Regions from separate parts of the Homo sapiens genome. Here region 1 is linked to region 2. A link is an interaction called in ENCODE POLR2A ChIA-PET data of the cell type or tissue named here. Cell type or tissue: PC-9. All regions are shown on one strand. Each heading gives the region's core, and the rest is flanking DNA. Links, peaks and the distances in the headings are about the cores only.

Region 1 (12,405 bases), core at 4,364-6,863, 150 kb after region 2:
GTCAACATGGTGAAACCCTGTCTCTACTAAAAATACAAAAAAAAAACTAGCCGGGTGTGGTGGTGCATGCCTGTAATCCCAGCTACTTGGGAGGTTGAGGCAGGAGAATCACTTGAACCCGGGAGGTGGAGGTTGCAGTGAGCCAAGATTGCGCCATTGCACTCCAGCCTGGGCGACAAGAGGGAAACTCTGTCTCAAAAAAAAAAGAAAAAGTTATGAATTGTTTATTTCTGGAATTTTCCATTTAATATTTTTGGACAGTGGGAAGTGAAGCCTCAAGTAAGGGAGGGCTACTCTAGTTAGGATATGAGTGTGAGATTTTTAGGACCTAAACTAGGGAGATAATAGAAGGAATAGAACATTTAGATATTTAGGAGATAAAATATTTAGGGTTTAGTGGATAATTTAGTGATTAATTGGTGTTTGGAGGAAAAATGAAGCATGGATAAGAGGTTAGGGGATGATAGTGCTGTCAACTGAGAGAGAAAAATCAAAGGTTTTTTTTAAGTTTTAAGGTTTTTTGTTTTTTAGATGGGAGGAGGTATGGAGATGTATTCAATTGGACATGTTGAGTTTGAGATTCTTATGTAATCTCCAGTAAGAAGTTCAATAGGCAGTTGGATATATTACTAAAACTTGAAGACTAGGTCTGAGATGAAGATAAAAGCTGATGATTCCCAAAAATGTCTATATTAGTTGTAGCTGAAATAATGGAAGTAAATGAGATACGCTAGGGAGAGGATATGAAGAGATAGAAAAATTAGAGAGAGGGAGAGGGAAGAGTAATGGTCCTCAGGCAAAATAGTAACAATTACCAAGGGAATAAAATTTCAAGAAAATAATACATCAGAGAAGTTCTATTTTCATAGTAGTAATTGTGGAGAATGAATTTAACAAGTAGTAAAGAAATGTAGTAGTTAGGCTGTTGAAATTGTTGCACTTGGCTATTAACAAATCATTAACACAGCACGGTGGCTCACGCCTGTAATCCCAGCACTTTGGGAGGCTGAAGTGGGCGGATCACCTGAGGTCAGGAGTTAGAGACCAGCCTGACCAACATGGAGAAACCCCGTCTCTACTAAAAATACAAAAATTAGCTGGGCCTGGTGGCACATGCCTATATTCCCAACTACTCGGCAGGCTGAGGCAGAAGAATCGCTTGAACCGGGGAGGTGGAGGTTGTGGTGAGCCGAGATCACAGCATTGCACTCCAGCCTGGGCAACGAGCGAAACTCCGTCTCAAAAAAAAAAAAAAAAAAAAGAAAGAAAAATCATTAACATTCCCACTGAGAAACAGCCCTGACAAAAAGAAATTAAAAAAAAAGTCAGTAACAATTAAATTTAAGGTTGCCTCAGTAAGGGGGAGGTTGAATAAGAGAGAAGCACATAAATACATGTAAGTCACTGGTAATGCCCTAGATTTCTGCACTGTTCACTATCTAATACAATATCCACCAGCCTCACGTGGCTATTTCGCTCTTGCCACCCAGGCTGGAGTGCAGTGGCGTGATCTTGGCTCACTGTAACCTCTGCCTGCCAGGTTCAAGCAATTCTGCCTCAGCCTCCTGAGTAGCTGGGATTACAGGCACGTGCCACCACACCCAGCTAATTTTGTATTTTTAGTAGAGACAGGGTTTTGCCATGTTGGCCAGGCTGGTCTGGAACTCCTCAGGTGATCCACCCATCTCAGTCTTCCAAAGTGCTGGGAGTACAGGTGTGAGCCACTGCGTCCAGCCTTTATGTGGCTATTTAAATTTAAATAAATTAAAATGAAATTTTTAGAACTTCATTGTCTTGTACTAGCCACATTTCAAGTGCTCAGTGACAACATGTGGCTACGATATTGGATTGCACAGATAAAGAACATTTTCAGGCTGGGCATGGTGGCTTATACCTGTAATCTCAATACTTTGGAAGGCTGAGGCAGGAGGATTGCTTGGGCCCAGGAGTTCAAGACCAGCCTGGGCAACATAGCAAGACCCTGTCTACAAAAAATTAAAAAATTAGCTGGGCCTGGTGGTGTGCATCTGTAACCCCAGCTACTTTAAGAGACTGAACTGGGTGGATTGCTTGAGCTGGGGAGGTCAGGGCTGCAGTGAGGCTTGATCATGCCACTTGCACTTCAGCCTAGGTGACAGAGCTATGACCCTGTCTCAAAAACAATTTTTTTTTAATCATTGCAGAAAATTCTTTTGGAATGTGCTATATCCAGATCTTGGGTCAAGTTGTGCTTTTAAAAAATATAACGATATGAGGACTGTGCATGGTGGCTCATACTTCTAATCTCAGCACTTCTGGGAGGCCGAGGTGAGAGCATTGCTTGAGGCCAGGAGTTTAAGACTAGGCTGGGCAATGTAGCAAGATCTGGGTCTCCAAAAAATTTTAAAAATAAAAATAATAACTTTATCCAAAAAGTTCAACTTTAACCATAAAGTTCATCCTTTTAAAGTATATAGAGTGTTGTTTTTAGAACTGAAGTTACACATTTAAATATGTATACTCTATTAATAAAGAAAAAATAGTTATTTTTTGGGAAACTGTACAAAGGATGTTATCACATACATGCAGAATTAATAAAGGTTAACAATATGTCATAGTTACTCAAAATATTTGGTGACCTTACAGTTTCAGAAGAAGGGAAAATTTGCAGTGGGTTTAATGAGTGGATGAGAGGAAGTTTAGAAAGTAGAGACAATAAGTGTAGGCTGGGGTGAGGGTTGAAAAATTACATATTGGATACAATGTTCACTATTTGGGTGATAAGGCGATAAGGTTAGGTAACTAGAAACCCTAACCTCACCATTATGCAGTATATCCATGTAACAAACTTGCACATGTACCCCTGAATCCATAATAAAATATATGTATGTAAATAAAAATTAAAAAATAAAACCATGAACAAAATAAGTGTAGGCTGTTTATTCTGGTAATTTTAAATGAATAAGTTCAGGGAAGGTTGGGTACAAGGATGAGATGGATAGATGAGCTGGAAAAGGTCTTTAAAAGTTGAAACATTGAACTGTCATGTTTTGTCTGCTTTGGTATCTATCATAAGTCTGTTCCAAGCCAATTACTGCTTTAGCTTTGATTATTCTTTTTTTTTTTGAGACAGTCTCGCTCTGTCACCCAGGCTGGAGTGCAGTGGCATGATCTTGGCTCACTGCAACCTCCGCCTCCTGGGTTCAAGTGATTCTTCTGCCTTAGCCTCCCGAGTAGCTGGGACTACAGGCGCGCACCACCATGCCCAGCTAATTTTTGTTTTTTTAGTAGAGACGAGGTTTCACCATGTTGGTTGGGCTGGTATTGAACTCCTGACCTCATGATCCGCCTGCCTTGGCCTCCCAAAGTGCTGGGATGACAGGTGTGAGCCACCACACCCGGCTTATTTTATTATTATTTTTGAGATGGAGTCTTGCTCTGTCGCCCAGGCTGGAGTGCAGTGGCATGATCTCAGTTCACTGCAGCCTCCGCCTCCCAGGTTCAAGTGATTCTCCTGCCTCAGCCTCCCAAGCAGCTGGGATTACAGGTGTCTGCCACCCCACCTGGCTAATTTTTGTGTTTTTAGTAGAGACAGGGTTTCAACATGTTGGCCAGGCTGATCTTGAACTCCTGACCTCAAGCGGTCTGCCCACCTGGGCCTCCCAAAGTGTTGGGATTACAGGCGTGAGCCACCGTGCCCGGCCCTAGATGTTCTTTAGATTAAAATAGTTCATTGTGGTCAAACAGGTTCATGCTCTCTTACACCAGGGGTAATCCATACTTGGACACACAAGAGCTTATGTCAAAATATGGCAGATTTCTTAAAATATTCCTGTTGTGGCAGACTTTCTGGGTTGATAGGTTTTTTTTTTTTTTTTTTTTTTTTTTTTTTTTTTTGGAGACAGAGTCTTGCTCTGTCGCTCACGCTGGAGCGCAGTGGTGCAGTCTTGGCTCACTGCAACCTACGCCTCCCGGATTCAAGCAATTCTCCTGCCTCAGCCTGCTGAGTAGCTGGGATTACAGGCGCGCGCCACCATGCCTGGCTAATTTTTGTATTTTTAGTAGAGACGGGGTTTCACCATATTGGTCGGGCTGGTCTCAAACTCCTGACCCCGTGATCCACCCTCCTTGGCCTCCCAAAGTGCTGGGATAACAGGCATGACCCACCACGCCTGGCCGGGTTGATAGGGGTTTTCAGCCTTACCTACACATGCAAATCTCCTTTCCCTCTGTAATCCCCAAATTTAGACTTTAATTCTCCTGTCTTTCAAGGGGAGTTGCCTTACTCTGTGTGGGTTCAGGGTGAGGGAAACTTTTCAGCCAGTTTATGTCATTGAAGTACATTGAAGTTTATCAGGGAATTTCTAATAATAGTAAACTTAAAATGGAAGGCCTTGGAGTTGTAGTTGTTTACCAGAAGAGTTTTTGGCTTTTTCTGCATACTTCTACACACCTCTTACCTCCCTTCCTAATTGATAGAGACAGATTTTTATCAGGTCACACATGGAATCTGCTACTCCCTTTGAATTCAGGTCTGTTTGCTTCAACGACGTAACTGAGAAGGACCACTCTAGATGGCTCCTTTCTACCTAGACATGCTCTTTTCTACCTAGACAAAAAAAGCCACCAGCCATTAATAAATGGTAAACTATCAACTTAAATATTTGTTCTGCCTACCCAGGCACCCTACTACATAGAGGGGCTAGTTTAGGTTTTAGTTTGGTGACAAATTGTTTGTGTTGCATTGTATCAGGTTTTTTTTGTTCGTTTGTTTTTGAGGCAGAGTCTCTCTCTGTCCAGGCCCAGGCTGTAGTGCAGTAGAGAGATATATTGGCTCACTGCAACCTCCATCTCCCGGGTTCAGGCAATTATCGTTCCTCAACCTCCCAAGTAGCTGGGGTTACAGGCGCTTGCAACCATGACCAGCTAATTTTTATATTTTTAGTAGAGACGGGATTTCATCATGTTGGCCAGGCTGGCCTAGAACTCCTGACTTCAAGTGATCTGCCCGCCTCGGCCTCCCAAAGTGCTGGGATTACAGGCGTGAGCTACCATGCCCGGCCTGCTTGTATCGGTTTCTTTATGTCTCCACAGATTTTTTTGTTTTCATGGACATAAGTGGGGAGCATAGAGATATTTTGCTAGTGATCATCCTCTGGCTAAAGCATAGTTTGATTTCTGTGATAAGAATCTTGACCATATTCTATCCCTCTTAGAAGGGCAGAAGTGAAACTGCCATATTACCCATAAATACCACTATTATAGGCTTTCACAAATCTGTATTTACTGAGTGTGTACTTGGTGTGAATACCTCATTAATGTTTTAAACATCTGCCATTCTTATTCTCTTAATGAGTAAAGTTAACTTCTTCAACAACCAGTACTTAGCTAAATATTACACAATATAATTTTTCCCTTTCTTCATGTAATGGATGAAGTTTTTTTGTTTTTTTTTTGAGACGGAGTCTTGCTCTGTCACCAAACTGGAGTGCAGTGGTGCAATCTCAGCTCACTGCAACCTCCGCTTCCCAGGTTCAAGCGATTCTTCTGCCTCAGCCTCCCGAGTAGCTGGGATTACAGGCACGCACCACCACACCCGGCTAATTTTTTGTATTTTAGTAGAGATGGGGTTTCACCATGTTGACCAGGCTGGTCTCAAACTCCTGACCTCATGATCCACCCGCCTCAGCCTCCCAAACTGCTGGGATTGTAGGCGTGAGCCACTGTGCCCAGCCTGGATGTAGTATTTAAAGAAAAAACAAAAAACTCTTTACTGTGAAATACTTTCAAACATAACAGTTGTCCCAGATTTGGCTAGAAGCTACCTTCCGTTTCCTTTTTTTTTTGACAGATTCTCACTCTGTTACCCAGGCTGGAGTGCAGTGGCACCATCTCTGCTCACTGCAACCTCCGCCTCCTGGGTTCAAGTGATTCTCATGCCTCAGCCTCCCAAATTGCTGGGATTACAGGCGCATGCCACCACGACCGGCTAGTTTTTGTATTTTTAGTAGAGACAGGTTTTGCCATGTTGGCCAGGCTGGTCTCAAACTCCTGACTGACCTCAAGTGATCTTCCCGTCTCAGCCTCCCAAAGTGCTGGGATTACAGGTGTGGGCCACAATGCCTAGCCCCTTCTGCATCCTTGTTATTAACATGTCCCTATCATTTTTTTATGACATCCTTACTTTCTGTAGAAGATGTTCTCAGTTCATTTTATTATTTCCCCACCCCAGTCCTGCAGCAGCAATTTCTCCTGGAGCCCTGGTTCTTTTTATTGTAGAAAGGTATTCAGAAAAATCTGGGTGCCAGGTGTGCTCGGCTACTGGGCCTGTTTTCGGTGAAGAATTAGTGTCTTAGTTCATTTGCGCTACTATAACATAATATATAAAGAACAGAAGTTTATTTCCTCGCAGTTCTGTAGGCCTAGAAGTCCAGGCAAGACAGAGGCATCTGTTGAGGTCTTTCTTGCCACGTGCTCACATGGCAGAGGGCTTCAGGGCAAGAGAGTGTGAACCCACTCTCAAAAGCCTTTTTTATAGCTGCATTAATTCATTCATGGAGGCAGAGCCCCACTTCCCAAAACACTGTTACATTGCATAAGTTTCTTTTTTTTTTTTTTGAGACGGAGTTTCACTCTTGTTGCCCAGGCTGGAGTGCAATGGCGTGATCTCAGCCCACCACAACCTCCGCCTCCCAGGTTCAAGCGATTCTCCTGCCTCAGCCTCCCTGAGTAGCTGGGATTACAGGCATGCGCCACCATGTCTGGCTAATTTTTTATTTTTAGTAGAGACATGGTTTCTCTATGTTGGTCAGGCTGGTCTCAAACTCCTGACCTCAGGTGATCCACCTGCCTCGGCCTCCCAAAGTGCTGGGATTATAGGCGTGAGCCACTGCGCCCGGCCAGGAATTAAGTTTCTGATACATGAATTTGGTGGGGAGGAAGCATTTAGACCATAGCAGTTAGGAAATATTTATAAGTAAGCATGTGTGTTTTGGATTTTGAAAATTTAGTATGAAAAAGAAAAGCATTTGTTTTCAAAAAATTGGATTACATATTGAAATGATGATGTTTAGATATATTTGTTAAATATATTAATCTGTTTCTTTTTACATTTTTAATGTGACTACTAGAAAATTAAATTTCATTTAGCTCACATTATGTTTCTGTTAACCATCGCTAATTTAGACTATTCTATTAAAATGCTGTGAAAGTTGATGCTACAGCAAATTTACTACTTCCTTTTAAAAAATATCTTAATACCTTCCTTTTTGTGGTTTCTTGCATTAGCATCCTCTACAGGCCATAATTCTTTGCTGTTGCTGAACACAGAAATTTGGGGTTTTAAACTCTTAGTGGTTTGTGATGCTTTTCATACCAGATTGTTAAGAAAATTGGAATCCTCATCCTTTAAAATATTATCTTTTGTTATTTGCCAGCATGTCCGGTAATCAGAAATGGCATTTCTTTATGGCTTTGTTCTTTGAGAACTTTAATTGTTGTTAAGAGAATATTAGAAGTGTTTACTATAAATATCTTGAAATATTTGGGAAATATTTTGGTTTATTTCAGATAAACTGCTAGTGTATGTTTGGAATACGTTAAATGCATAAACTTACTGCTTTATATTTTCTTTTTTTTTGGAGACGGAGTCTTCGCTTTGTCTCGCCCAGGCTGGAGTGCAGTGGTGTGATCTCAGCTCACTGCAACCTCTGCCTCCTGGGTTCAAGCGACTCTCCTGCCTCTGCCTCCTGATTAGCTGGGACTACAGGTGCATGCCACCACGCCCGGCTAATTTTTTGTATTTTTAGTAGAGATGGGGTTTCACCGTGTTAGCCAGGATGGTCTCCATCTCCTGACCTCGTGATCCGCCCGCCTCTGCCTCCCAAAGTGCTGGGATGACAGGTGTGAGCTACTATGCCCGGCGCTTTATATTCTTTAGTAATTTCTGGCCATTGTGGCTCCTTAAGCTTGTTAATTAATTTAGTGTCCATATTCATATCTTAATGATACTGAGAAATTGGTTAAATTGGTTTTTGGTGTCTGTCTCTTGCTTATGAAAGATAAACTGTAGTTCAGCTATTTATTAGCATTGAGTTTTTCTAGAATAGTTAAATTTTTTTGTTTGTTTTTGAGACAGGGTCTTATTCTGCCCCCTGGGTTCAAGCGATTCTCCTGACCCAGCCTCCTGAGTAGCTGGGATTACAGGGGTATGCCACCACGTCCAGCTAATTTTTGTATTTTTAGTAGAGACACGGTTTCACCATATTGGCCCGGTTGATCTCGAACTCCTGACCTCAGGTGATCTGCCCGCCTCGGCCTCCCAAAGTGTTGGGATTACAGGCATGAGCCTCTGCACCCAGCCTTAACTGCTTTATTTTAATAAAGTTGTAATATATTTGAGATGGCAAGACCATTCTCTTCAGACTGTTAATGGTAATTTTTTAAAATTATTTTTTATTTTTAGACTGGGTTGCACACTGTCACCTAGGCTGGTCTTGAACTTCTAGCTTCAAGCAATCCTCCTGTTTCAGCCTCCCAAAGTATTGGGATTACAGGCTTGAGAAACCCTCTTAATTTAAGGACTGCAGAAGCTTACTTTTTTTTTTTGCATAAGGGCCTTTGATAGTCATTGTTTATGGCTACAAACTAATTTGATTTTGACTAAATTATCTGAGTTATAAACTTCATTTATTTCCACCTTAGTTATTGTAACCATCCTTAATTCATACACAAAAAAGATGCTTTAAAAAATTAGTAAAACACTCTCGTTATAAAAATTAGGAAATTAGAGGAGGAAAAAGGAAATAAAAAATCACCTGCAGTCAGTATCTTTATCCAGAGATAAGCATTGTTACTGTGTATGACACACTGGTTTCTGTGTGTTTGAACTCTGTTTTTATAGTTATCGTTATATTGTATGGTTGTACAGTTTGCCTGTTTTACCACATAGCAAAAGCATTTTCCCATTTAAGATCTTGAGGTTTTTAGATTAAAAAGCAGCAAAATATTTGTACACAGTAATCATAATTGGGGTGTGTGTGTGTGTGTGTGTATGTATGTGTGTGTGTGTATGTATAGGGGTGTGTGTATGTGTATGTATGTATGTATGCCACCATACAGCAGCGTAATTATGTGTATACATACGTATGCACACACGGTTATGTTGCTGTATGGTGGCATCATTTGCCTGATTTACCTTATAGAAAAACCATTTCCCACATTAAAATTTTGAAGTTATATATAAAAAACACTTGAATTCTTGAGTATATATTATTTTTTTAATTCTCAGTAAGAGAAAATTAGAATGTTTGTCCCACAGATGCAAACATTTAGTTAGAACTAAATCTAGTAAATTGATCATTGATACATTTGATTGCTCTGAACAGAAGTTTAGAAGTCATGGTTGATATATTACAAAGCTAAATTATTTTTTTCACTTCCAGTCTTTGTTCAGAGATTTGCAAGAAAGTCCATTCACTGCTTCGCATATAATTTGGGGTATTATCAGTAGTTTGTTTTTAGAACAGTGGTACTGTGTGGTTCAGAAATTTGTAAAAGCCAAGTGTTAGGGTGTTTAATAACAGTACATTGTAAGTTCTTTGAGGAGCTGGGCACGGTGGCTCACACCTGTAATCCAGCACTTTGGGAGGCCAAGGCGGGCAGATCACCTGAGGTCAGGAGTTCGAGACCAGCCTGACCAACATGGAGAAACCCCATCTCTACTAAAAATACAAAATTAGCCGGGTGTGGTGACGCATGCCTGTTATCCCAGCTACTTGGGAGGCTGAGGCAGGAGAATCGCTTGAACCCGGGAGGCGGAGGTTGCGGTGAGCTGAGATTGCGCCATTGCATTCCAGCCTGGGCAATAAGAGCAAAACTCCATCTCAAAAAAAAAAAAGTTCTTTAAAGAAGTTTAGTTTCGTATATTGACTAAGCTATAGGGGGAAAAGCCTTACTGTGCCTTTTCCACTTCCTACCCACTCAAGATAACCTAAGTTGGCTTCCTTTATTTAAAGTGTTAAATCTACTCTAGAGCATACCAAAGATATTTTGAAAATATAGGAAATTCTTAATGCATTTAAAAGGAACTACTTCCCAATCAGTTTTTTTCCCATCATAGAAGTAATGTATACTCAGAGATATCTTAAAAAACAAGGAAAAATAAAAACCAAAATAACCCCACTGAAGTTTCATCACTAAAAGACAATGTCGATATAGCATTTAGAATGTTTGCCTGTTCCTCCCTCTCATGATGGATTTTAATATTTATTCACCAAATGTTTATTGTACTCCTATGTGCTTGAGGCTGTCTCAGGTAGCAAATAGAGAAAAAAATTCTGCCCTTGTGAAACTTATGTTTCAGTGGGATCATAGGTGTATGTTTGCAATTTTATATCCTGAAAATTTTATAATTCAGTATAACATAAGAATTAGTATAAATATTTTTAATAGCTGCTTGACAGTTCCTTATGTGCATATGCCATAATTTCCTTCATTTCCCCACAGTGTTAAGTATGTTATTTTTGCTATTGTAAATATAGTGGGCGAGGGTCTTACTCCACAAGGTTGTAACCATGAAATAATATTTCTGTTTTATGAAAACCAAATTTAATCTGTGTTGTATCCTTACCTAATTGAGATGGCCATTATTTCCCTGCACAAATCCCCCTCCCTCTAATCCTTGGTGAGCTTCTTACATTCCAGAACTTTATCAGGAAAGGGCTTTCCTCCAGTCTTTCACCTACACCGCTTGTCATTGACATGCCCATTTATGTAAGTCTGGAAGGTTTCTTTAAGGCCTCGTTACAGAGAATATTGGGTAATAGGATCTTTGCACAATTTTCCGAAGGAAAGTTTTTACCATTATTGTCTCTCCCTTCTCCCTGCAGCTCCCAAGGAGGGTGAGTGTATTGATCTTTTCTGGATGAATCCTCTAATCCCTTCCTTTCCTCCAGCATCTACCTCTCAAACTCCATTCTCATCCCCTCCCTCTTGAGTATAATCCAACCAGACTCCTTCCTTTGGGCCTGGACTTTCTCAGACAGAAGCCAGCTGAGGAGACTGTCTTCTAATTGCTGGTTCTAAAATAACAGTCTTGAGGCTAGAGGCCCACAAGGGCTTGGAATAGGAGAAGGGAATTTGCCTACTTAGCCTTGTGAACAAAACACTGATCAGTACCTCAGATTTCACTGTTTAGAACTATTTTCTTAGGATTAAATTTCAGAAATGGAATTACTGGTTCTAAGGGCATGATAAGGGCATGAACATTTAAATACTTTCTATTCATTGTAAGATTGTTTTCCAGAAGAGTTATATAGATTTTCAGTGTCCCAAGTGAGAGTTCTTATTTTATTAACCCCATTTATCAATACTGTTAAATATTTCATAAACTATAGTTTATGTCTGCAGAACTTCCCCCATATGCTTTGATAATAATAACTAATTGTATTTCCTCTTTTGTCTTTTGTTATATTTTTGCCTTCAGGTGCTTTTCTCCCCTAACCAGTTTTCATAAGTTCCTTATATCAGAATGAATCCTTTTATATTTTCTGCAAATATTTTTCAATGCCGAGAATTTAATGTCAATAGTATATCACTGTTTATACCATCAAATTGGTTAGTCATCTTAATTCTGTTTTTCTTTTTTTCATTTAAGTATAGTGAATCTTTGAACTTGATAGGTGAATTTCTGGTTTTTTATCTTCTTGATATTGGTGTTTAAAATGGATTTATCTTCATGGATATATTTATGTTATAGTATTAAAATCTGAAATTGAACTTAGTATACAAAAAATAGATTTTTAAAATGTTTATACTAGCTCCTTATCAATGTTTAAAATTTTGCTTTTGCAGTTACAATAATGGTTATTCCCTTATTTCTGTATTTACTAGTAGAGAGTAAATTAAGACATTACTGAATACAATGAGATAAATGGCTTATCAAGTAATAGTCTTTCTTGTAACACAAATGAGTTCTTAGATCAGTTGTCTTTAAATTTGTCTTGTTATGGCAAGTTGTGTTTTCAGTGGCAACTTTTTTTAGGGCCTAACGTAAAGTTTGATCAGAAGTTTGACGTGTAATCCCAGCACTTTGGGAGGCCAAAGCCAGAGAGGATCACTTAAGGCCAAGAATTTGAGACCAGCCTGAGCAACATAGCAAGACCTCATCTCTGCAAAAAAAAATTAACATATTAGCTGAGTGAGGTGGTACATGCCTGGAGTCCTAGCTATAGTTCAAGGCTGCAGTGAGCTATGGTCGTGCCACTCTACTCTAGCCTGGGCAATAGAGCAACACCTTGTCTCAAAAAAAAGTTTGAGCTATGTATGTTTGAAGGGCTTGTGTTCTCAAATTGGTGAGAAAAGGGTGGCGATTTGATACTATTTATGAACCAGACACTGTGTTTTATATATATTCTCTTTTATTCT
Region 2 (12,405 bases), core at 3,599-6,098:
ATCTGTGTATCCTCAAAACCAGAGGACCCATGTGTCTGCAGCACACCCTTGGCACACCGGGTCCTCTCCGTCACTGCAATCATAGAAGGTCCTGAGGTGAACTAGGTAGATAGACAGATTGATCGCCTGATCGGCTGATTGGTGAATCAATCCATGGGTCTTCCAAGGGATGCTAAACAGGCCTCATGGAATCACAGAATCAGGGTGAAAGGGACAAAAGGCATCAGGCAAGGTGTGACCAGAAAGGCTTAGTGACATGTCCAAAGCGTGCAATTCAGTGGCAGAGTTTCAACTGGACCCCAGCCCAGCACTCCCAGGTTCACTCCTCCTCCCCTGCCATCCCTGGCTGGCCCAATCTGGGGGTGCTCTGACACACTAGGAATAGTTTCCCCATGCTAATGAGCAAAATCCCTGTGACAGCTATGTCAAATCAAGCATATCTGCGGCTCCTAAGAAAAATGAAAATGTATCCTTTTCTCCTTTTTCTGGGTCTTTCTCTATAATTCTAAATCTCATCACGCATTTTAAATAATAAATGGGCTGGGGGCGGTGGCTCATGCCTATAATCCCAGCACTTTTGTAGGCTGAGGCAGGTGGATCACCTGAGGTCAGGAGTTCAAGACTAGCCTAGCCAATATGGTGAAACCCCATCTCTACTAAAAGTACAAAAAATTAGCTGGGCATAGTGGCAGGCACCTGTAATCCCAGCTACTTGGGAGGCTGAGGCAGGAGAATTGCTTGAACTTAGGAGGCAGAGGTTGCAGTGAGCCAAGATTGCGACATTACACTCCAGACTAGGAGACAGAACGAGACTCTGTCTCAAAAATAAATAAATAGGCCGGGCGCGGTGGCTCACGCCTGTAATCCCAGCACTTTGGGAGGCTGAGGCGGGCAGATCACGAGGTCAGGAGATCAAGACCATCCTGGCTAATACGGTGAAACCCCGTCTCTACTAAAAATTCAAAAAATTAGCCGGGCGTGGTGGCGGGCGCCTGTAGTCCCAGCTACTCAGGAGGCTGAGGCAGGAGAATGGCGTGAACCCAGGAGATGGAGCTTGCAGTGAGCCGAGATCGCGCCACTGCACTCCAGCCCGGGTGACAGAGTGAGACTTTGTCTCAAAAAATAATAATAATAAATTAAATAAATAAATTAATTAATTAATTAAAAATGGCCTTTCTTCTCTGGAAGGAGCAATGATGGTACCTCCACCATGTGCCAGGCCCCACACTGGCATTTTCTTTCCAGGTGCTATTCATTTAAGCCCTTCCAGAAGCCACAGGCATGTGGGGTGGAGAAAGGCCAAGCAGCTTGTCCATAGCACGTGGCTAGTAAGAACAGTCTCTTACACGATGTCCTACTGCCTCCTAAAGAAGACCATCCTTAGCGATGGTTGCTGCCTTGACTTTCCAGCCTTCTCCACAGGCACCTGCTCAGCTTGGTTTGGGTCCATGGGTATTGGGAAGTTACTAATCCCACTGTGGTTTATACCTCATGACTTCTTGCATTCGGCTGAATATTCTAGACTGCATGAGGGAGAGGACTGTGTGTAGGTCCAGGGACTTGGTCTTGGGAGAACATAAGTCTGGGTCGTTGGGTGGTGGCAGAACAAAATGTTTGGAGATGGAATCTAGATGATCATCTGTGCGTGAGCTTCATGCCCAGGGGACATGGTGGGGTGGGGGTGGCGGTGTGCCTGTGTGCCCACGGGGGGCTCAGCAGATGGCACTCTTCCCTCACAGTCCTGCCGGGCCTGGCTCCCTCCCTCTGTCTTCTTCCCCTTGCATTCCCTACTTGCCTCTCTACATGTCTTCCTCCTCCATGCCTAGACGTTCTTTAGTACCTGTGCTCTAAGAGGATTCCTGCTTCCCTCTTATCCAGAGAAGTCACTTAGTTAGCTCATTTTTTTTTCCTCCAAAGAAGGGAACAAAGGCTTGACACCTCAGGGCTCGGCCTGCCTGTTTTTTGAGCTGTGTTTGCACCCAGAGCTGAGTGTCTGTCTAGCTCAGGTTCCCAGAGGCCTAGGGGCAAGACCATGTCTTCACACGTCGGGCAGCGTGCATTGTCAGCGCTCTATGAAAAACAAATAGCAGTTATGCAAAGACAAGGAAGCTGCTGGCTCATGGAGGCTGTGGTCCCGAGCTCAAAAGATGCAGGCTTGAGGTCTTAACTGCTTCCATTTAGCGCACAAGCCCACGTCCCTGACACCAGCCACAGGAGGATTCTGCACTCCCATGGTCTCTCTGAAGAGTCGGGAGAGCGGTTTGTGTGAATGTGTAAGGTAGGGGAGGACTCTCTGATTTCATTATGGATTATAGAAATAATAACCTACAGTCATCTTTCAGCTCTGATAAATGAGTGACTCTCAAAGGAGATATGCACGCCCCATTAGGAAGCTACATCCAAATCTCAGCAATCAGGGTGCTAAATGAGAACACCTTATATTTACCAAGAGGAGCATGATTTTTTTAAATGACTGACAGCTTTTCCAAAGGCTAGATCTCCTTCTCGTTCTTTTCTCTACTAAGAAACTCTGGCTCATGCCTGTAATCCCAGCACTTTGGGAGGCCGAGGCAGGTGGATCACCTGAGGTCAGGAGTTCAAGACCAGCCTGACCAACACAGAGAAATCCCGTCTCTACCAAAAATAAAAAATTAGCCGGGCGTAGTGGCGCATGCCTGTAATCCCAACTACTTGGGAGGCTGAGGCAGGAGAATTGCTTGAACCTGGGAGCCGGAGGTTGCAGTGAGCCGAGATCACACCATTGCACTCTAGCCCCGGGCGACAAGAGCGAAACTCCATCTTAAAAAAAAAGAAACTCTGCTCACCCTTCAAAGCCCAGCTCCACTGCCACAGCCCTTGGGAAGCCTTCCTCAGCTCCTATCGGCTAAATTTATCCCTCTTTCTCAGTTCTCCCAAAGCATTTGCTTCACTCCACTAGTACAGCACGTACCATGGGCTATTAGAGGGCTATGTGTGGGACTGTCATCCTGTGGGCTGCATGCATCCCAAGCACAGGAAATGTGCCTCACACGACTTCACATGCCCTTTTCAGGGTCATCTGACAAGCAAGGGAAAATCCTACAATTGGCAGAGCAGTTGTGTTGATGTAGGAAGTGTCTGAGAGGAAAGGGCTGAAAGGAAAAGTGAGGCACACTCTCGGAGAGCTAGAATATCATTCCAGGGGGTTTTAGCTAGGGTGAGGGGCTGCAGAAAGCAGTACTTGTAATGGGCCAGAGGTATAGTAGTTAGAGAAAGCTGATAAGAATTTGTTGCGGTAAAGGAAGTTCTCAGGAAGGTAAAGGACTGGTTCAAGGAAACTTCTGAGTATAAAAAAACCAGGACTGCATTGCCATTTCAACGGGTTGCCTGGACTAGATTTTGAAGCAAAGTCCTATAGTCAGGAAAACTCCAGGAGCTGACTTGGACTTCTCCAAGAACAGAGGCTGGAGGAGGAAAGAAGGAAGCAAAGGCCATGGTAATGACCTTACCATTGGGATAAACTGTGTCAAGCTGCACTGAGTAACCAGGTTGTGTCCTGTAAGTTACTAATCCCACCATGGTTTATACCTCATGACTTCTTGCATTCTGCTGAATATTCTAGACTGCCTGAGAGAGAGGACTGTGTGTAGGTCCAGGGGTTTGGTCTTGGGAGAACATAAGACTGGGTCGTTGGGTGGTGGCAGAACAAAATGTTTGGAGATGGAATCTAGACGATCATCTGTGCGTGAGCTTCATTACAGTGAAGAGTGGGACTGCTCTGGTCCCAGGGTAATGACGGTGACAGTGCTGCAGGTTGCAGGAAACCCACCCCATTCCCCCTCCAAATAGGAAAGAGGCCACGATGCCAAGAAAAGGGACTTCTTGACTACAAAATGGGCCTAGCTACCAACTTATAAATTAGAAGCAAGACTTCTGAGTGGTGTCAGGAAACTGCTAGTGTTCTCCTCTCTTGTACCTTTAAGATTTATCCAAAATGAGACACCTTTCTACACAATAGCATCTGATGTGACCTAAGTGTGGAGACAAGAATCCCTAGTTGAACCAATGAAGGATCAAAAGACGCTAAAAGCTTACCTTGGCATCTCAGGCACTTGGAAAGCTAGCATTGCCTCCAGTTCTTTAAAAAAAGTGTGCTCAGCCGGGCGCAGTGGCTCATGCCTGTAATCCCAGCACTTTGGGAGGCCAAGGTTGGCGGATCACCTGAGGTCAAGAGTTCAAGACCAGCCTGGCCAACATGGTGAAACCCCGTCTCTACTAAAAATACAAAAATTAGCCAGACGTGGTGGCGCACACCTGTAATCCCTGCTACTCGGGAGGCTGAGGCAGGAGAATCGCTGGAACCTGGGAGGCGGAGGTTGCAGTGAGCTGATCACTCCATTGCACTCCAGCCTGGGCGACAAAGCAAGACTCCATCTCAAAAACAAAAAAGTGTGTTCACCCCCTGTTCTTGCCCTAGGTCCCTAATCTAAGCGAAGTTGTTGTAGTAAAGCCTGGGATGCGCTAAGAGGACAACAGAGGAAAGACACTGGGGGAAGAGCCCACAGCAGTCAGAGCACGTCCTCCCCTCACGAAGCCTTCCCTAAAGCCCTGGCCGCGTGCTGAGAATCCTTCCTTCTAATCCTGCCCCTGCATATCCGTGGCCCAAGCATTCCTTCTGCCTCCAGACCTGCCTCCACAACAGCTGATGAGGCAAGTGTCCTGGCTGAAGCGCAGCAGTTCACATCCCCTTTCTTTCTGGCCTTGACATTAGAGGATGCCTGTGCAGCTCTGAAGCTCCTGGGGATAAAAGGCTCAGGCTGCTGTGCTTCTTCTCACAGGTCCCTGAGCTCCCCCAGGGCTTTCCTACACAGAAGGCCGGCTGGCTGAGCACTCCCAGCTGCAGCCCCGCTGGCGTCGCCGTGTTTTCTGTGCTCTGCGCTCACTCCCCAGGACGTTCTGGTTTCCTCATCTCAGCTCTCTTTGTTTAGCCACAGAGATTGGGCAACTTCTGTTGGGCAGCGAGGTCAGGGCCCTGCCTCCTAAGAAGGGGCCTCTCCCTCACAGGTCAGTCTGAAGTCACTTGTTCTCCAAGCCCTTGCTCACCCCAGGGCCCTGACACTCAAGTCCATCCAACACCAGGTGCCTCTTTCTCTGGGCACTTGGTGCCCAGGTAAAATTTTCAGATATTATTGCTGTTTTTAACATTATTCAGTGAATAACGTACTCTGGTGGTCTGAAAGGGATAAGGGGGGATTCTGATTTACGGATTTAATGTCAGACTGCATAAAAGCCTCCTCTCTCTCCTTCGGAAGTTTTCTAGGGTGCTAGGTGGCAGCAACCCTGTTCTGTCAATAGGACCATCTGAACCCGTAGGAGCTCCTTGCTGGACAATGCCAAAGTGCGGCTGCAGTATGTGGTTAAAAGTCCCGTGGAGAGTTGGTAATGAGGAGGTGGGGGTGAGGAGTTGGTAATGAGGAGGTGGGGGTGAGGAGTTGGTAATGAGGTGGGGGTGAGGAGTTGGTAATGAGGTGGGGGTGAGGAGTTGGTAATGAGGTGGGGGTGAGGAGTTGGTAATAAGGTGGGGGTGAGGAGTTGGTAATGAGGTGGGGGTGAGGGGGGAGTGTTGAGAAGGCAGTATGCCACTCTGGAACCCCAGAACAGCATTTTAGGACTCAGGGCCCAGAGGCGTTTTAGGACTATGGAAACTTACCACAGGAAGGGCTTTAGTAATCAGTTGTGCCTGATCTGTCTATTTTACAGAGGAAGAAACTGAGGCTCAGAGAGGCATATAACCTACCAGCAGGCTTTGGTTAGTGATCTGGGTTGACCCAGTGAAGGTCAGTCTGACAGCACTGTGGCCCAGGGCCCTCTCAGTCATGGCACCAGAGCCTCGGGCTCCAAGGAGACTGCAGTTTTGGATCAGGAGCCGAATTGCCTCTTATCGCAGAAGTTCTGTCTCCATCTGCAGGGAAAAGGAGGCTCTTGGCCTCCCAGGGTAGCAAAAGGCAAACACACTTGGTTACCGGGAGCCCTTGAGAAGGTGGCAAGAGTGGAGAAGAGCAAACACCCGACTCCCTCCATCTCTGGCTTTGGCTCTAGACTCAGATGGTTTAGAGCCAAGGCCTCCAATGGCCTCTCAGAGCTCTCAGAGAGCCCTGTTCAGGTGCAGAAAAACTGGTCTCGTGTATTCTCCATGGGTCCCCACAAACAACAGATTATCAGAAAGGTCAGGCTTCTTTCTGACAGGGGCAGCAAAACTAAATCCCAGAACTTCTAAAGGTCACGTGCCTTGTGGAGAAATAGTTGGGGAGTGAGGTGCCCGCAATTTCTTTTGAGGAGAGCAGTGGCTAGAAGGAATGGTCCAGGAGGGGGGCAGTTTATTGTCAGGACCATTGGATGGAGTCCAGCAAGTATTTATCAGGAGTTGATGGTGTGTGCAGCCCCAAGCTGGGCACTTGGGGTAGGGGATGGAGAGTATGTTTAGGACTTGGCCCCTGCTTACAAGGTGCTTGCTGGCAATATAAGATTCTCATATGTGATTCAAAAAAGAGAAAAGGCAGAAGCTATGTTAATGGCCAAAGAGAACATGCTTTAGAAGGAATGAGAAAAATCAGTGTGGGCTCCTCTAGTTCTGAAGAGCTTCATGGAGTGGGGCGATCTTTACACAGCCCCACACCCTGCAGTCAGTGTGTGAACTGAGGAGAGAGGTGGGAATGAGCATAGGAACTCACCCTTTCTAACCTCCTTTGTACACAGGCTGTGAGCTAGAATTAGAATGTAAAGAACGCTGTGTCCTCCAAGGGTGGCATATTGCCTGCGGAGTCCTCCTGGGCCCTTGCAGGATGTGGCCAAGATGCTTGGTGCTGCAGATAGTCTCCCGGAAGAGAGGGGCTTACACATTCTTGGTAAGCTGTGGCTGGGTTTAGAATGATTCCTTGGGAAAAGGGGTAGCAAAGTAACTTTGTCCTGAAGAAGCCCCAAGTATCCTGAGCCCAGCAGCCTTACATAAAGTAGTATTGCATAGTGACTACCATTTCAGGGTCTGGATTTAGACTTGGCTTTGAGTCCTATCTCTGCAGCTTTTAGTAACTGTGTGACATTGTCATTGACCTCTCTAAGCTTCAGTTTCCTCATCTATAAAGTGAAGATAATATTCCTTAATGGTCAGGGTTATAGTGAGGACTAAGTGAGGGAGGGCTCAGCTGCCAGCTTGGCATCCTCAGCCCATGGCAGCCGTGTCATGGCTTTGTGCTCCAGTTTGTTGCCAGGGCCTGGTGTTTCATGGTTCACTCTCTTGTCTGACTGTTTCCCAGATCAGGCAAGCCCTAAAGCGTCCTTTCATCCCTTTGGACACCTCCTAGTGACGGGAGAGCACAGGCAGTATGGGAGTGGGAAACTGGATGTCATAGCTGAGTGTCCATTCTATAGCTCGTGGGCATCATGCCATGGGCATCTCTTGACATAGTCAAGAGACCTGGATGGAAATGGGCCCCAAACTACTTCACTAGGAGCTTTGTTTTCCTAGACCACAGTTTCTTCATCTATAAAATAAACAGCTTAAATTAGACCAGCGATCCCCGCTTTGCGGGAAGGGGAGAGGGTCTCAGACAGTATGGGGTCCCTGAATCCAGATGCACAGCAAACATTGCCTAGAGAACAAATAGATGATGCGTCTCACACATAAAGCCTGTGCTGTTTGTCAAATGCACAGAGGTGCTGCTATAATTTTTAAGATACATGTAAAAAGTATTACTGAATGCATGGTAGCTTTTTCTCAGCATGCAGTTCTTCATTTGTAGATACTAAAAGTACAATTATGATTACTTGGAAGGATCCAAAAGTGGTTTTGAAGTTTGTTTGTTTGTTTGTTTGTTTGTTTTTGAGACAGAGTCTTACTCTGTCACCCAGGCTGGAGTGCAGTGGCGCAATCTTGGCTCACTGCAACCTCTGCCTCCTGGGTTGGAGTAATTCTCCTGCCTCAGCCTCCGGAGTAGCTGGGATTACAGGTGTGCGCCACAATGCCTGGCTAATTTTTGTATTTTTAGTAGAGACGGGGTTTTGCCATGTTGGCCAGGCTGGTCTTAAACTCCTGACCTCAGGTGATCCACCCACCTCGGCCTCCCAGAGTGCTGGGATTACAGGCATGAACCACTGCTCCCAGCTAAGGTTTTGAAGTCTTAAAGAGGTACTCAGGCTTGAAAAGTTTGGCTACCACTGGATGAGATGAAGGACTTACTCAGCCTCTCCTGGATGTGGCTCCTAATTCCAACCTAACAAACAAGCACTCCTGAGTCTCTAGCTTCACGTCCTTCTTGAAGAAATAGCAGCTACTAGAAGAGGTTCCCCTGTGGCAGTGAAGACAAACTAGAAGGAGAGACAAGTAAGAAAGAGTAGTGTACAACCAGGCATGGTGATTCACACCTGTAATCCCAGCACTTTAGGAGGCTGAGGCAGGAGGATTGCTTGAGCCCAGAAGTTCAAGACCAGCCTGGGCAACATAGAGAGATGCCATCTCTATAAAAAAATTTAAAAAAAAAATTAGCCAGGCATGATGGCACACACTTGTAGTCCCAGCTACTTGGGAGGCTGAAATGGGAGAATTGCTTGATCCTGAGAGTTTGAGGCTGTAGTGAGCTGTGATTGCACCACTGCACTCCACCCTAGGTGACAGGGTAAGACCCTGTCAAAAAGAAAAGAAAGAAAAAGAAAAAAAAAGAAAGAAAGAAAAGAAAAAGAAAAGAAAAAAAGAAAACAGAAAAGAAAAGAGAGAGAGCCTGGGCACAGTGGTTCACAACTGTAATCCCAGCACTTTGGGAGGCCGAGACGGGAGATGGGAGATCAAGAGATCAAGACCATCCTGGCCAACATGGTGAAACCCCATCTCTACTAAAAATACAAAAATTAGCTGGGCATAGTGGCGTGTGCCTGTAGTCCCAGCTACTCAGGAGACTGAGGCAGGAGAATCACTTGAACCCGGGAGGCAGAGGTTGCAGTGAGCCAAGATTGCGCCACTGCACTCCAGCCTGGTGACAGAGTGAGACTCCGTCTCAGAAAAAAAAAAAAAAAGAGAGAGAAAGAATAGTGTGGCCACGCACTGTGGCTCACACCTGTAATCCCAGCACTTTGGGAGGCCGAGGTGGGTGGATCACAAGGTCAGGAGTTCGTGACCAGCCTGGCCAAGATGGCGAAACACTGTCTCTACTAAAATTAGCCAGGCATGGTGGCAGGTGCCTGTAATCCCAGCTGCTCAGGAGGCTGAGGTAGAGAACTGCTTGAACCTGGGAGGCGGAGGCTGCAGTGAGCTGAGATCACGCCACTGTACTCCATCCTGGGTGACAGAGCAAGACTGTGTCGGGAAAAAAAAAAAAAAAAAGGCCAGGCGCAGTGGCTCATGCCTGTAATCCCAGCACTCTGGGAGGCCGAGGCGGGCGGATCATGAGGTCAGGAGATCGAGACCACGGTGAAACCCCGTCTCTACTAAAAAATACAAAAAATTAGCCGGGTGCGGTGGTGGGTGCCTGTAGTCCCAGCTACTCAGGAGGCTGAAGCAGGAGAATGGCATGAACCCGGGAAGCGGAGCTTGCTGTGAGCTGAGATCACGCCACTGCACTCCAGCCTGGGTGACAGAGTGAGACTCCGTCTCAAAAAAAAAAAAAAAAAAAAAAAAAGGAAAGAAAGAAAGAAAGGGGCTACCTAAAGAGAGGAAGACAACTTTTATAAGAAACTCTGGGAAATGCTCAGGACTCTATTTGTTTAAAGGCCCTTTTTAAGAAATGCTTGCCACTTCCTAGTATTTGTCATTGTTTCCTACTGCACACGTTTGCAGCATATGGGAAGTGGGAGGAGTTAGAATGTCCTCCAAATTCCCCTGACACCCAGTTCCCACCTTCATCCTCTAGAAAAATGTGTTGCTTTGTTTTGTTTAACTTTTCGGGTCACAGACCCTTTCAGAATCTGATAAAGGTGATGGACCCCCTACCTCACCCTAAATGCAGTCACACACGGATAGCTTTTCTTTTTTTTTTAATTTTAATTTTTTTCATGAATAACTTTTCACATAATTTCAGCAGGTTCATCGCCTCCTGAGTTCACATGGACCCCCTTGGGAATTTATGGACACCCCCGCCCAGGTTAGGAAAACCTGCTCTTGTGTGGGTTGCTTCAAACAAGTTTAAATTTGCCTTCTCCTAGTTGTCCATAGATCTAAGCTTTTTCTAAAAGTCCCATGGAACTTGTAATGAGACCTCTAAATGTCCCATATCCCAAAATGCTGTTGTAGGCTTCTTAGATTTTGGAAGACCAGATCAGCAAAAGACAGCATGCACTCAGGTGGAATATTGCAAAGGTAGACATCAGCTCAAGGCTAGCTTCTCTGGGCAGCTGGTGCAAGGTGAATGGAAGCAAGATAGGGGCTCAGGAACAGAGTCCATCTGAGAGCCAGCACTCCCTCCTGACAGTGACAGTTTTGTAAGTTTCTGTCCTAGGAGCTGTGGGCCTGCAGACCTGTGGTCCTTGAAGTGGAAAGCTGCTCCCATCTCTAGGAAGGATCTCCCAGCCTCTGTCCCCCTCCCCCACTGCTACCCGAGCAGCTCTCCCTTCACCTCAGGCCCTGTGTGACACACCTTTCCCCAGGGTTCCTGCCCCGGCAGCCTGCCCTGTCTGTTAGTGCTGTGAGTCTCTGAATGTACCAGCCAAAATCAGGGAAGGTTTCTTCCCACCCACTCAAAACTTCACTTTTCTCATCATCCAAACTCCGAATCTAAAAGCCTAGTTGTTATTTACCAACTTGCGTCCAAATCCACTCTTGGGCTTAGTTTGCAACCAGCATGTACCCTGGGATGAGTGAGAGGCGACAGGCTAGGAAGGGATCTGGGGTTTATTAGTGACAGACCAGGCTGCTAGGTTTGGCTGAGGTGCCACAATTTGCACCAGGCAAGGGAGGTGAATTCAAATACCAGGATGTTGGGCAATATTTCAAAGAGTGAGGCTGGGCATGGTGGCTCATGCCTGCAATCCCAGTACTCTGGGAGGCTGAGGCAGAAGGATCGCTTGAGCCCAGGAGTTCAAGACCAGACTGGGCAACACAGTGAGACCCTGTCTCTACAAAAAATTTTAAAAGTAGCTAGGTGTGGTTGTGCACACGCCTGTAGTCCCAGCTGCTCAGAAGGCAGAGGTAGGAGGATCGCTTGAGCTCAGGAGGTCAAGGCTGCAGTGAGCTGTGATCACACCACTGCATTCCAGCCTTGGTGACAGAGCGAGACTCTGTCTCAAAAACAAAAACAAAAACAAAAACAAAAAACAAAGAATGAAATTCATTGCTATTACAGCCCTTCCTCTACCCTCACCCTGAACTCTACGTCCCATCCTCTTACTCTACAACCTACTATGCAAATGACTCATTGTTCTCTACAATGTTACCCCACTGGGTTCAATCCTATCTGAGCTTTGTAGGACTCCAAACCTATGTGTAAAGGTATGAGCACTTCAAAGGAAGATTGGCAGGGAAGGCCAATCCTTCTGCTTATGTATTTTATTCTTTGATTTTAAAAATCAATTTATCCAATAGATATTTATGGAGCTCTAACTGGGTTAGGATACTAGTGTATGGGGATACAGAAAAATACAAAGATATACCAGGATACTGGAATACGGGAAAATGTATGAATGAATGAGATCTGGATTCACTTTCAAGGAGCTTGCCGTCTAGTAGAGGAAATGACATACAAATAAGCCACAACACATGGTATAAAAAATATATATGGCCGGGCACAGTGGCTCACACTTGTAATCCCAGCACTTTGGGAAGCAGAGGAGGTAGATGACCTGAGGTCAGCAGTTCAAGACCAGCCTGGCCAACATGGTGAAACCCTGTCTCTACTAAAAATACAAACAATTAGCCAGGCGTGGTGGCATGTGCCTGTAATCTCAGCAACTTGGGAGGCTGAGGCAGGAGAATTGCTTGAACCCAGGAGATGGAGGTTGCAGTGAGCCGAGATTGCGCCACTGCACTCCAACCTGGGAGACAGAGTGAGACTCCATCTCAAAAAAAAAAAAAAAGATGGCTGGGCGCGGTGGCTCACGCCTGTAATCCCAGCACTTTGGGAGGCCGAGGTGGGTGGATCACCTGAGGTAAGGAGTTCGAGACCAGCCTGGCCAACATGGTGAAACCCCGTCTTTACTAAAAATACAAATATCATCCTGGCATGGTCGTGAGCACCTATAATCCCGGCTACTTGGGAGGCTGAGTAATGAGAATTGCTTGAACCTGGGAGGTGGAGGTTGCAGTGATCGTGCCACTGCACTCCTGCCTGGGCAACAAGAGAGAGACTTCATCTCAAAAAAAAAAAAAAAAAAGATATATATATAGATATATAGATATATTTGCCCTAGCTTAGTAACTATCATTAGCAAGTGATATTTAAGCTG

What was found. Peaks named below come from ENCODE experiments on the same cell type or tissue, not always from the same donor. Only the 100,000 strongest peaks of a DNase experiment are listed, where the experiment ranks them.
Region 1: POLR2A ChIA-PET joins it to region 2 with 6 read pairs; 19 of 35 experiments call an interaction of 5 or more read pairs at or near these places.

Annotation. Positions count from the first base shown.
Region 1 is chr12:763,394-775,798 of GRCh38, forward strand. All of the region lies in intron 1 of WNK1 (WNK lysine deficient protein kinase 1), which reads left to right. Among named protein-coding and RNA genes, the nearest start is that of WNK1, 17 kb to the left of the region's middle. In PC-9, for the core only: no CTCF peak of the experiment used is centred there; no DNase peak of the experiment used is centred there.
Region 2 is chr12:612,788-625,192 of GRCh38, forward strand. All of the region lies in intron 1 of NINJ2 (ninjurin 2), which reads right to left. Among named protein-coding and RNA genes, the nearest start is that of NINJ2-AS1, 12 kb to the right of the region's middle. RefSeq lists enhancers at 10,182-10,926, 10,927-11,670. In PC-9, for the core only: no CTCF peak of the experiment used is centred there; a DNase peak (open chromatin) is centred at 4,974.